Linked DNA regions of Homo sapiens: region 2 is linked to region 1. Evidence: read pairs that join two places in POLR2A ChIA-PET (ENCODE). Cell type or tissue: K562. All regions are shown on one strand.

Region 1 (5,000 bases):
TGTCTCACCAGTCAAGGCCCTGCTGATTTGTTGATGATCAGACTGTAGTTCGTGTACCTGGGGAAGTTTTCCAGCATCTCCATGGAGCCATGGTCTCTGATTCCTGGAGCATGTCGTAGTCGGTTCAGGCTGCTGTAACAAAGTATCATCTGCTGAGAGGCTCACACACAGGCCTTTACCTCTCACAGTGGTGGAGGCTGGAGATCCGGCAGGGTGCCAGCAGGGTCAGGTTCTGATGAGGGCAGTGAGAAGCACGGCCACCCTCCCACTGTACCCTCACATGGCCTTCCTGGGAGTGGACATGGAGAGAGAAAAGGACCTCTCTTTTTTTCCTTCTTATGAGGACACTCATCCCATCACATGGATTCCACCGCATGACCTCATCTACACCTACTCACCTCGCAAAGGCCCCACCTCCAGATACCAGCCCATTGGAGTTAGGGCCTCAGCATAAATTCTGAGGGGGACAGAAACTTTCAGCCCTAACAGTATGCTTCTTCCAGACTGGCCTTCCTGGGAAGGCCCTGGATAGGCTGTGCCTGGGGTTGGGGGTGATGTTGCACTGGCAACAGCTGGAGGAGGCAGCTGGCCTGGGGGAAGTCCCCTTAGCAAGGAGGTGCCCCTCCTCACTCCCACCAGCCTGATGCGACCCCCTCCTCAGAAGACAGGGCACATAATGTGACCTCACAGGGCCTCAGTTTCCTTGTGTGTAGAAATCAGGGTTATGGTGCCTGCCTTGTAGAGTCCTGGTGAGGAGTGAGTGGTGTGATTCATGGGAAGCTGTGACTGTCACATTCCCACCTGCAGAGGACATGGCGAAGGGTGACAGCCCCGTGTGAGGCCCTGCAGGTCGCAGTTTCATTTAATCCTCAGAACATACCACCAGACTGGTCTTTCTCACCCCATCATGTTTAAGGAAACAGAGGCTCCAAGAAATGGAGGAGCATAGCCAGCATCATCGTCACAGAGAAGGAGAAGGGTGGGCTCGGGACAGTGAAGATGCAGGCTGTCCTGGCCACCCTTGCTTTCTGCGGGCTCCTGTGGGGATGATGATTTTAGTTATTCAAGAAGACAGGTGGCGTTTCTTCCAACTGGTGTTTCCCACCTGGGATGTGGGGGGGCTCCCCAAAGGGAGTGTTGTCCTGCCAACTGGGGCCTGCTGTCCCACTGCCCTGCCCCGCTCTGAAGCACACACAGGGACCCATGCCCACACGGGGTTACTTGCACCAGGACACACACAGGCCTGACACGCACAGGACATGCCCTTGCATGGGAACACACACACAGAAACATGGAGATGCACACAGTGAGACACACGGGCACACACCTACCCAGGCCACAGGCCTGTGTGGGGTTCCACGCACGAGGGCACGCTCAGGCACTCACACTCACACAAGAATGAACACACCTGGAAACATGGAGACACACAGGGACACACAGACGCAGAGCACATAGGATCTTCCCCTGTGCCCTTTTCATACACAGACTCCCATGGCCCCGGGGAGCCAAAGTGTGGTACCGTCCCTGTCCCGGGGCCACTGAGGCCCTGGCCCTCTCTGTCCCACAGCTCCAGCTGGGACTGTTTGCCCTAGTTGAGATGCTGAGCCTTGGGGACAGTGGTTTCCAGCCACGTGGCCTTATGCCGGCTTTGGGATGCAGTCAGGATTGTGACCCCGGCCCACCCTTGCCGTGTGCCCTGGAGGACGACTCGGGTGGGCTATGCAGGAAGCCTGTGCTGATCTCAAGGCCAACTGTCCTGTACTCCAGGCCGGGGACCAGGCTGCTGAGCGCTTCCGAGAGGGACATCTCCTGGGCAGGGAGTGACATAGGCCACGCCATGTGGGCCTCCCAGCCATGTGCTGGTGCTGTGTGGGCTGGGAGGGCAGGCAGGGGCCGAGTGACGGGGACTGCAGAGCGGGGCCTGAGATGCTGTGACATGCTGGGCTGCCTGTGGCTTTCGGGCTTCTCTCAGATGAGAGTTGCACAGGTGGGTGGGGGGTTGGGGAGTCTGTGGCAGCATCAAAAGAGTAGCCCAGAAACCGCCGAGTCCACTGTTCGAGCCTCCCGGGCCTGCAGCCCGCACCCCAGAGGGGCCACTTCCTCCCCACAGTCAGGCCTGTGTGTCCTCTCAACGTGGCAAGCCGGCATGTGGGTGCTACAGGTCCCCAGTGTGACACTCAGTAGCCTTGCTGAAGGCCGAGGGTGCCCCTTAGGTGGGTTGTGGGCAGCCTCTGCTGGAGAGGGAGCTGCGTTTCTTGACCGCAGGCAGAGTGGGCTGGGTCTGCAGTTTCTGAGCTGAGCATGGGGTGCCCTCTGCTGGTGATGGCGAGAAGCTCACTGCCTTTGTATGGAGAAGGCTGCCATCCAGCCCCGCCACTGCCCCAGAAGGAAGGCGCCTGAGACCCCTCCTCCTTGGCCGGGAGGCCCTTTGCTGTGTCCCTGCCAAGAGGACCTACTGCAGTCCTTCCCGAAGGACCTCAGTGTCCTGGGACCCTACCCAGATCTGGTCCCCACTGCAGACCCAGCAGTTTGGGTTACCCGGCTTCAGCGCTCCAGCTCTACATGATGTTTCTCCAGGTGCACATGCTGTTTCTTGCTTCCCGTGGGTGCCGTCACCAGGCAGCCGTCTGCCCTCGGCAGGCGGGGTGTGGGTGAGTGCCGATGAGTCATGGCCTTGGCACGCCGGCAGCCTTCCTACCCTTCCACTTATGGGCACCAGCAGCCCCTGCGTAATTCATTGGTTCCCCTTCGCAAGAGCCGGCTGCCTGTCGTGAGCCAAGCTGCTTATGATGGTGACATGAAGCCTCCACCTCTGAGAGTGTCGGAGGACTGGCCCAGGCTGTTCTTGCAAATGGGGAGCTCTGTTGCCTCCGGCCCCAGAATGGGGGAAAAGTTCAGAGAGACCGAGGCTCCCCGAGAAGAACCTCAGGCTGCAGGTGACAGCAGGGCAAGGTGCCTGGTCTGGCCCCAGGACCAGCCTGGCTCCCTGAGAGCACAAGGCCTCATCACTTCTCGAGATGAGGACAGGTGCACCGCCTGCGGGGAGACACTGGGTTTTCACACTCTCTGTTGTATGTGCCTCCCCTGCCAACCCTTCTGACTCTCAGTGCAGGGCGGGCGTCGTCCTCCCTGTGAGCCTTCCCTGAGACCAGGTGGGCTGGGTGCCCACTAAACACTTGGCCTCTCTGCCACGAGGTTGTGGACTCCTGAGGGTAGAGGCCTGTGAATGTTACCCCTCTCTTTCTGCGCTGCCTGGGACAGAGGGTGGACCTCCCTGAAGCTCTGTTTTCTCATTAAGGACCTGCCTACAGCCTGTTGTGGGGATTGGGTCAAATAATTCAGGCGATGTGCTCGTGCAGTGCGCTGGTCCCAGCGTGGGGAAGGCTTGCTGCGACAGCCTCTCCTCCTGTCCCTGTACCCTCGGCACAGCGCCCAACCCTGTGAGGTACCAGGCAGGGGTGACTTACCTAGACATGCCCATTCAGCAGCCCCTTGAGCAAGAAGGACCGACCCTTGCCTTTCAGATGCAGACCAAGATGCAGAAAGGCACCCTTCTCAGGCCGCAGGTGTCCAGGCAGGTGTCAGAGGTGCAGCCCGTGCACACCGGGGACCCTATCCATCCTGTCTAGTTGGGAGGACTAGGAGTTCCACATGTGGGACCCTCAGTTCCTGCTGCCTTCAGAACCAGGCCCAACCCTTGCTGTGACCTCGAGGGCTGCCACTTTTCAGAGTGCACTGGGCCTGTCTCCACCCATAGACCATACTGCCACATCTGTACCTCGGGCACCAATCTCTCCCCACCACAGGGGCCTGTGCCTGAGATGGTCCCTCTACAGAAATACCTGCTCCTGGCATGGCTGGCTTCTTGCCAATTCTGGATCTCCAGCTGCCACCCCAGAGAGGCACTGGCTTCCCTGTTTAAAGAGGGTCCCCCCATCACCCATCTTCACAGCAGACTGTTTGCTTGGCTGTGTGCCCCTTCAGACCCACACCCATTACCTCCCCCTCTCCCCCATCCTCCCACCCTCTTCCAAAGGCTGAACACACAGGAGGGATTGGGAAATTTGTTGAACAAAGAAGTTACACATAAGCCCTGATGTGTTAGCAGGACAGTGAGATGAACAAAACGTTCTGGAAAGTGGGTGTGAGGGTCAGATGTGGAGGGAGTGAAATCTTCCCAGGGAGAGAATGTCTCTGGGTCAACCTGCTCCTGCTGGGCTGGGAGGGCCGAACACCCCCCACCCATCACCCCAGGCTGGCCCTGACCCCAGCCTTCCCTGTGCCTGCAGCACCGGCAGCTGCTGAAGGACAGCTTCATGGTGGAGCTGGTGGAGGGGGCCCGCAAGCTGCGCCACGTCTTCCTGTTCACCGACCTGCTTCTCTGCACCAAGCTCAAGAAGCAGAGCGGAGGGTGAGTGACGATGTGGCCCCTGTCCCAGCAGTGACCCCACCCTGACTCTCCAGGTCATGGAGGGTCTTGTCATGGCGGAGGTCAGTGGTGATGTAGCTCGTTACATTCCGTTTCTACTTGGGCACAATGCCAGGCTCCAGGTTAAAGATTGTCACTAGCAATCTGGAGACGTCATGGGGCATCAGGGTGACCAGCTTTGACTCCTGTAGTGAGGGGTAAACCCGACCGTGGCTTCCGGCACTATTGCAGAAAGGTCACCTCAGGACCCATCCGGGAAGCGTGAGATCAGGGGCTGCAGGCAGTGCTGGGTGGTGGCTGCTCCTTGTCTCCCCGAGCCTGGTGGTGGCTTTCCGAGTTATCCTCGGCATAGGCGTGCACACACTCCCCTCCTCCCTCCTCCCTGGGTTCACCCAGGTTGCACCAGGTTGGAATGGAGCAAAGAGGGCCACACTGGGAAGGACCAGCACGGGGCTCTTTCCTGCATCCTGCCGTTGCCCTGCTGAGTGGGTTTAATCAGTCAACTCAGAGGAGAGCCTTAGTTCCCCCATCTGTCAGGCGAGGGGATGACGCCAGCTAGATCTGTAGTCCC
Region 2 (5,000 bases), 120 kb before region 1:
GGTCCTGCCCTCCTGGTCCGTGGGCCAGGATGTGCAGAACAACCACTCAGGCCTTTCTGGCCCACCTGGACAGTGCATTTACCTGTGTGCTGCGGGAGGCAGACTGCACAGCTGTCCTAGGGTAACTCACTCTGCAGCCCTTGAACATGGCACTGCCCTCCTCTGGCACTCATGCTGGGCCTGTGCCCACTGCTGCCTCTCCATCCCTCTCTCATTGGCCTATACATCTCTTAGGACCTTTGTAATGGTGTCCATGCACCTTTAGAGGACTTCAGAGGCCCTGCCAAGTCTAGCATGTTCCTGTCTCCAACACCGCCTCCTGCACATGCAGAGCAGACAGAAATACCCCACACATTCCCCAGCCTCTCTGCCCAGTATGCTCATCCACAGGGTTTTCTCACTGCTATGAACCAGCCCCACAGCCCCAGGCCCCTGTCACCTGGCTATGCCCACTCATCCCACCCGTCTCGTGCTGTTGCTTCCCGTAGATGGCGAGCACCTTGCAGGCAGCCTTCTGATCAGTACTGCTCTCCTAGGGCCTGGCACACTGCAGCTGCCCTGTAAATGTTCAGCTCAGCGATTGCCAAATACCAGTTAGGGAAGAACACTGGCATCTTTTTCTATTCATTCCCCCTTCAACATATTTTTTGTAGTTTTTTATATAAATGACTTTTTTTTTTTTTTGAGATGGAGTTTCACCCTTGTTGCCCAGGCTGGAGTGCAATGGCGTAATCTCGGCTCAGTGCAACCTCTGCCTCCCAGGTTGAAGCGATTCTCCTGCCTCAGCCTCCCAAGTAGCTGGGATTACAGGCATGCACCACCATGCCTGGCTAATTTTGTATTTTTAGTAGAGATGGGGTTTCTCCATGTTGGTCAGGCTGCTCTCGGACTCCTGATCTCAGGTGACCTGCCCACCTCGGCCTCCCGAAGTGCTGGGATTACAAGGGTGAGCCACCATGCCCGGCCATAAATGATTTTATTCATTTTTATGTTTTCTTTTGGGCGGCGGGATGGAGTCTCTGTCACCCAGGCTGGCGTGCAATGGCACGATCTTGGCTCACTGCAAGCTTCCCCTTCCGGGTTCATGCCATTCTCCTGCCTCAGCCTCCCGAGTAGCTGGGACTACAGGCACGTGTGACCATGCCGGGCTAATTTTTTATATTTTTAGTAGAGAGAGGTTTCACCGTGTTAGCCAGGATGGTCTCGATGATCTGACCTCGTGATCTGCCCGCCTCGGCCTCCCAAAGTGCTGGGATTACAGGCCTGAGCCACCGCGTCCGGCCTCCATAAATGACTTTTAAAGGGGTTGTATGTTTAGTGTGAACAAAGACAGTACAAAGCATATAAAATACAAGGTGAAAGCCCCCCCCCCGCCACATTAGCTGCGCCCCTGAAGTGTCTCCAGCAGAAGAGATGGATGAATGGAAGGACACACAGATGGACAGAGAGCAGGAAAGACTGTTAGCTCTGCTAACAGTCAGGACTATTCCTTCTGGACTCTGTGCCTTTGCCTGCACAGCTAGTGTTGATGGCTTGTTTGTTGTTTTCACCAGAGTGAGCTCCTTCTGGACATACTGCCTGGCAGCCTGCCTTCCTAGGGAGCTGGCGCCAAGGCCTCTCCCTGATGGCACACAAGGAGCCTCCTTCCTGTAGCAGCGCCCAGTTTTCATGTGGATGGATTGTAGTTCATTTGACCCTCCCCATCCGCGGGCCATCCGGCTTGTGTCCAGCTTTTAGCTCTTGCCAATGGTGCTGCAGTGGCCATTCTTGTAGTTATAGCTTTGCGTACTCAGGAAGGCCCTTCTCCCGACTGCGGCCCCCAGCCTGGTCCACTAAATGCAGCCTGTGGTCGGGCAGACAGCATTGGGGTCCATTAGGAAGACCAGGTTTGCTGGGCATAAGCTTCACAGGACGGGAGAACCTGCCCATGGTGGACTGTCGTTCTCCACAGCTCCCTTCCCTTGCCCCTTCGGGCCTCCAGGATATGTTTGCGGGGGTGGGTGTGGTGTCCAGCTGTTACCAGCTTCTGAGCTAGAGCTGTACTGCCTCACGTACACCCCCACCTCTGTAAATGGTCCTTGATTAAATCGTCCTCATATTACCTCCTGCAATGTGCCAGCTGATTCCCACACACCCTGACTGACATAGTTGTGGCCTCTCGAACTTTGATATTTGGCCTGGGAGGACAGAAGAGTAAGGTCGCCACGGAAACGCAAGGGGCTCAGTTGTCCCCCCACCCCAAGTTGATGCAGCATCTTCTCGGTCAGAATTGCTTCAGGGTGGTTTGCGCACCCTCACTTTGATGATTTAATGAAGACATTTCCTTCTTTCCCAGCATCGGGCAGTAAGTTTCCTGGGCAGAGGCACTTTCTGTTGGTCTGGTCTTGTGGGCCCAGGCAAGCAGCCCCCTGCAGCCAAGGTGCGGCAATGACCACAGTGACCGCGTCCAAGTGCTGCCGAAACGCCTTTTTCCTCTTCCCTGTTTCCCTGGACCCTTTCCTGCTCTCTGTCCATCTGTGTGTCCTTCCGTTCACCTGTCTCTTCTGCTGGAGACACGTACCTGAAGCAGGTCCTCTCCTGTCACTTCCTGGCTCCCCAGGGCTAGGTCCCAGGGTGCTCTCGCTCTGGCTTTCGAGGCTCCTCACCACCCAGCCCACCCCACCCCCACAGGCCCCTGTGCTCCAGTTTCATCCCTGGTCACAATGCAGTCTGCAGATGCCAGACCCCTCTTCTGTGCCCAACGGCTGGGACACCCCTACTCCCAGAGAGGCCTCTGTGGACACCCCCACAGCTCTCGCAGCACTTGATACCTTGAGTGTGATTGGTCACATCTGGGCTTTCTCCCCCACCCATCTGTGGAACCCCAAGAGCCAGGACAGTGACCTCATCACCTCTACTGTCTCCCCTAGCACCTCTGGGAGGAAGGGCCCACAGTAGGTGCTCAATAGATGTGTAAAGAAGGCAGGGAAGCAAGAAGGTTGCTCAAACAAGACCATGTTCCCAGCAGACAGATTGCACTCTGACCCAGATGCCACCACACGAAACTTACACCTGCCTGGGGAACAATCCTGTGCTTGGCTCTCCTTGGTGGCCAGGGACAGTTGTGCCTCATCCCTCACTTGCAAACCCCAGTCCTGTCTGACCCAGAGACCCTCACAGGGCATCAGCCAGTGAAGGCGGTTTGGGGCTGGAGGATATGTTCTGATCTTGGGAAGAGCTTGGTAGGAGCCAGCCACAGAAAGTTTCAGGGCAGAACTGAACAGGTCTCGGGAAGGACACTTCATGCCAGCTAGAGAGGCTCTGGGCACAGGAAAGAATTGGACTTCGGGCAGAAAAATGTTTGTGCTATTTAGTACTATGTAACAAATCACTCCAAAACTTCATTGCTTAAAGCAACAAGCATGTATTATTTCTCATGATTCTATGATTTGACCAGCTATTCTTCCGCTCCCTGCTTGGTAGCTGGGCCACTAGGATGACTCTCCCAGAGTCCAAAATGGCCTCCCTCATATGAGTGGCAGGTGGTGTGGCTCTACCTGAATGCTTGGCAGGGCCTTGCCACATGGCAGCTTGGGCTTCCTCACAGTGTGGTGGCTGGTTTCTAAAAAGGACTGTTTCCAGGCTGGGCACAGTGGCTCATGCCTGTAATCCCAGCACTTTGGGAGGCCAAGGCGGGCGGATCACGAGGTCAGGAGATAGAGACCATCCTGGCTAACATGGTGAAACCCTGTCTCTACTAAAAATACAAAAAATTAGCCAGGCATGGTGGCACGCACCTGTAGTCCCAGCTACTTGGGAGGCTGAGGCAGGAGAATCACTTGAACCTGGGAGGTGGAAGTTGCAGTGAGCCGAGATCTTGCCACTGCATTCCAGCCTGGGTGACGGAGTGAGACTCTGTCTTTTAAAAAAAAAAAAAAAAAAAAAAAAAAAAAAGGAGTGTTTCCAGAGACAAGCCCCAATGTGTAAGTGCTTATCAAGCCTCTGTTTACATCACACTTGCTATATTTGGCCAAAATGGGGCATTTTGGCCAAATGTCCAAAGTCCAGAGTCAGTGTGGGAGGGGATTTCATAAGGGTGTGAAGAACTGGAGGTCTGATGCATTGGGGGCCAATATGGGGGGGTGGGGTGCAATATAGGGAACTAAGGGAGAGAGTAAGATGAAGGGCTGTGTCCCAATGTCTGCTCCTTTTTTGTCCTGAGGCAAAGCAAGGGCTTTCTCCCTAAGCAACAGCTCCTTACCCTGACCTTTGCCAATGAACTCAGCATAGAGGTGCTTCCTCAAGAAAGCCTGCTTTAGCCTCTCCAGCTGGGTCAGGTTGCCCTTGATCCCTATCCTGGTCTCTTTACAATTCCCTTACCGTCCTGGTGGCCTTGGTGGTCTGCCTTGTTCACTGCTGCATCCCCAGCACCAGCCTACTAAGTAAGCCTTGGAATGAGTGCACGGCTAGTCTCACAGTGCAGCCTCACACGATGTTGTTAACTGGTGCTCTACACCTTGGATCCCAAGAGGGCGAGGCCAGAGCCCAGGTCACCCCTGACCCCAGCAGGCACCACCACCCACCACCCACTGGAACCCACTTGCAGTGGAAATTCTGACCCACTGTTCCCCAAAGCAGAAGTCATCCAGGAGTGGGGTGCCTCCTGGGGGAGTAGCAAGAGGCCACATTTATGGAGCACGCTCTTTGTGCCAGCCCCGTATGCAGTGAGGTGCTCTGGAAGCTCGTTTAACCACAGCAATGCTGTGGGCTCACTACCACCCCCGCCCTGTCCCCGCCTGACAGGTGGGGAGACTGAGGTGCAGACAGCTGAAGAGATGGGACACACCTGAGCACCTCCTCCTCCTCTGAACTCCTGGTCCCTCCCCTGCCTCTGCTGCCAACCCCACTTGGAGTCTAATCCCAGTGGGAATCTGCTGCAGGTGCCCTCACCCCTGGGGCTCAATGTCTCTCAGTCAGTTGCCCCAGCACACTGCCACCCAGGGTCGAACCCCAAAAGGAGT

What was found. ChIA-PET counts read pairs that join two places held together with the same protein. Peaks named below come from ENCODE experiments on the same cell type or tissue, not always from the same donor. Only the 100,000 strongest peaks of a DNase experiment are listed, where the experiment ranks them.
Region 2: POLR2A ChIA-PET joins it to region 1 with 10 read pairs; 16 of 35 experiments call an interaction of 5 or more read pairs at or near these places.

Annotation. Positions count from the first base shown.
Region 1 is chr22:23,279,688-23,284,687 of GRCh38, forward strand. It overlaps BCR (BCR activator of RhoGEF and GTPase), which reads left to right. Exons shown (of 23, transcript NM_004327.4): 9 at 4,290-4,411. Among named protein-coding and RNA genes, the nearest start is that of LINC02556, 44 kb to the right of the region's middle. RefSeq lists silencers at 69-376, 2,358-2,407 and an enhancer at 1,858-1,967. In K562, a CTCF peak has its summit at 2,277 (motif pointing left); DNase peaks (open chromatin) are centred at 34, 404, 1,134, 2,284 and 5 weaker places.
Region 2 is chr22:23,162,245-23,167,244 of GRCh38, forward strand. RAB36 (RAB36, member RAS oncogene family) reads left to right here. Exons shown (of 11, transcript NM_004914.5): 11 at 1-3,419. It also overlaps a transcript of RSPH14 not described here. Among named protein-coding and RNA genes, the nearest start is that of BCR, 16 kb to the right of the region's middle. RefSeq lists an enhancer at 4,410-4,911. In K562, no CTCF peak of the experiment used is centred here; a DNase peak (open chromatin) is centred at 2,008; H3K27me3 peaks cover 3,880 bases.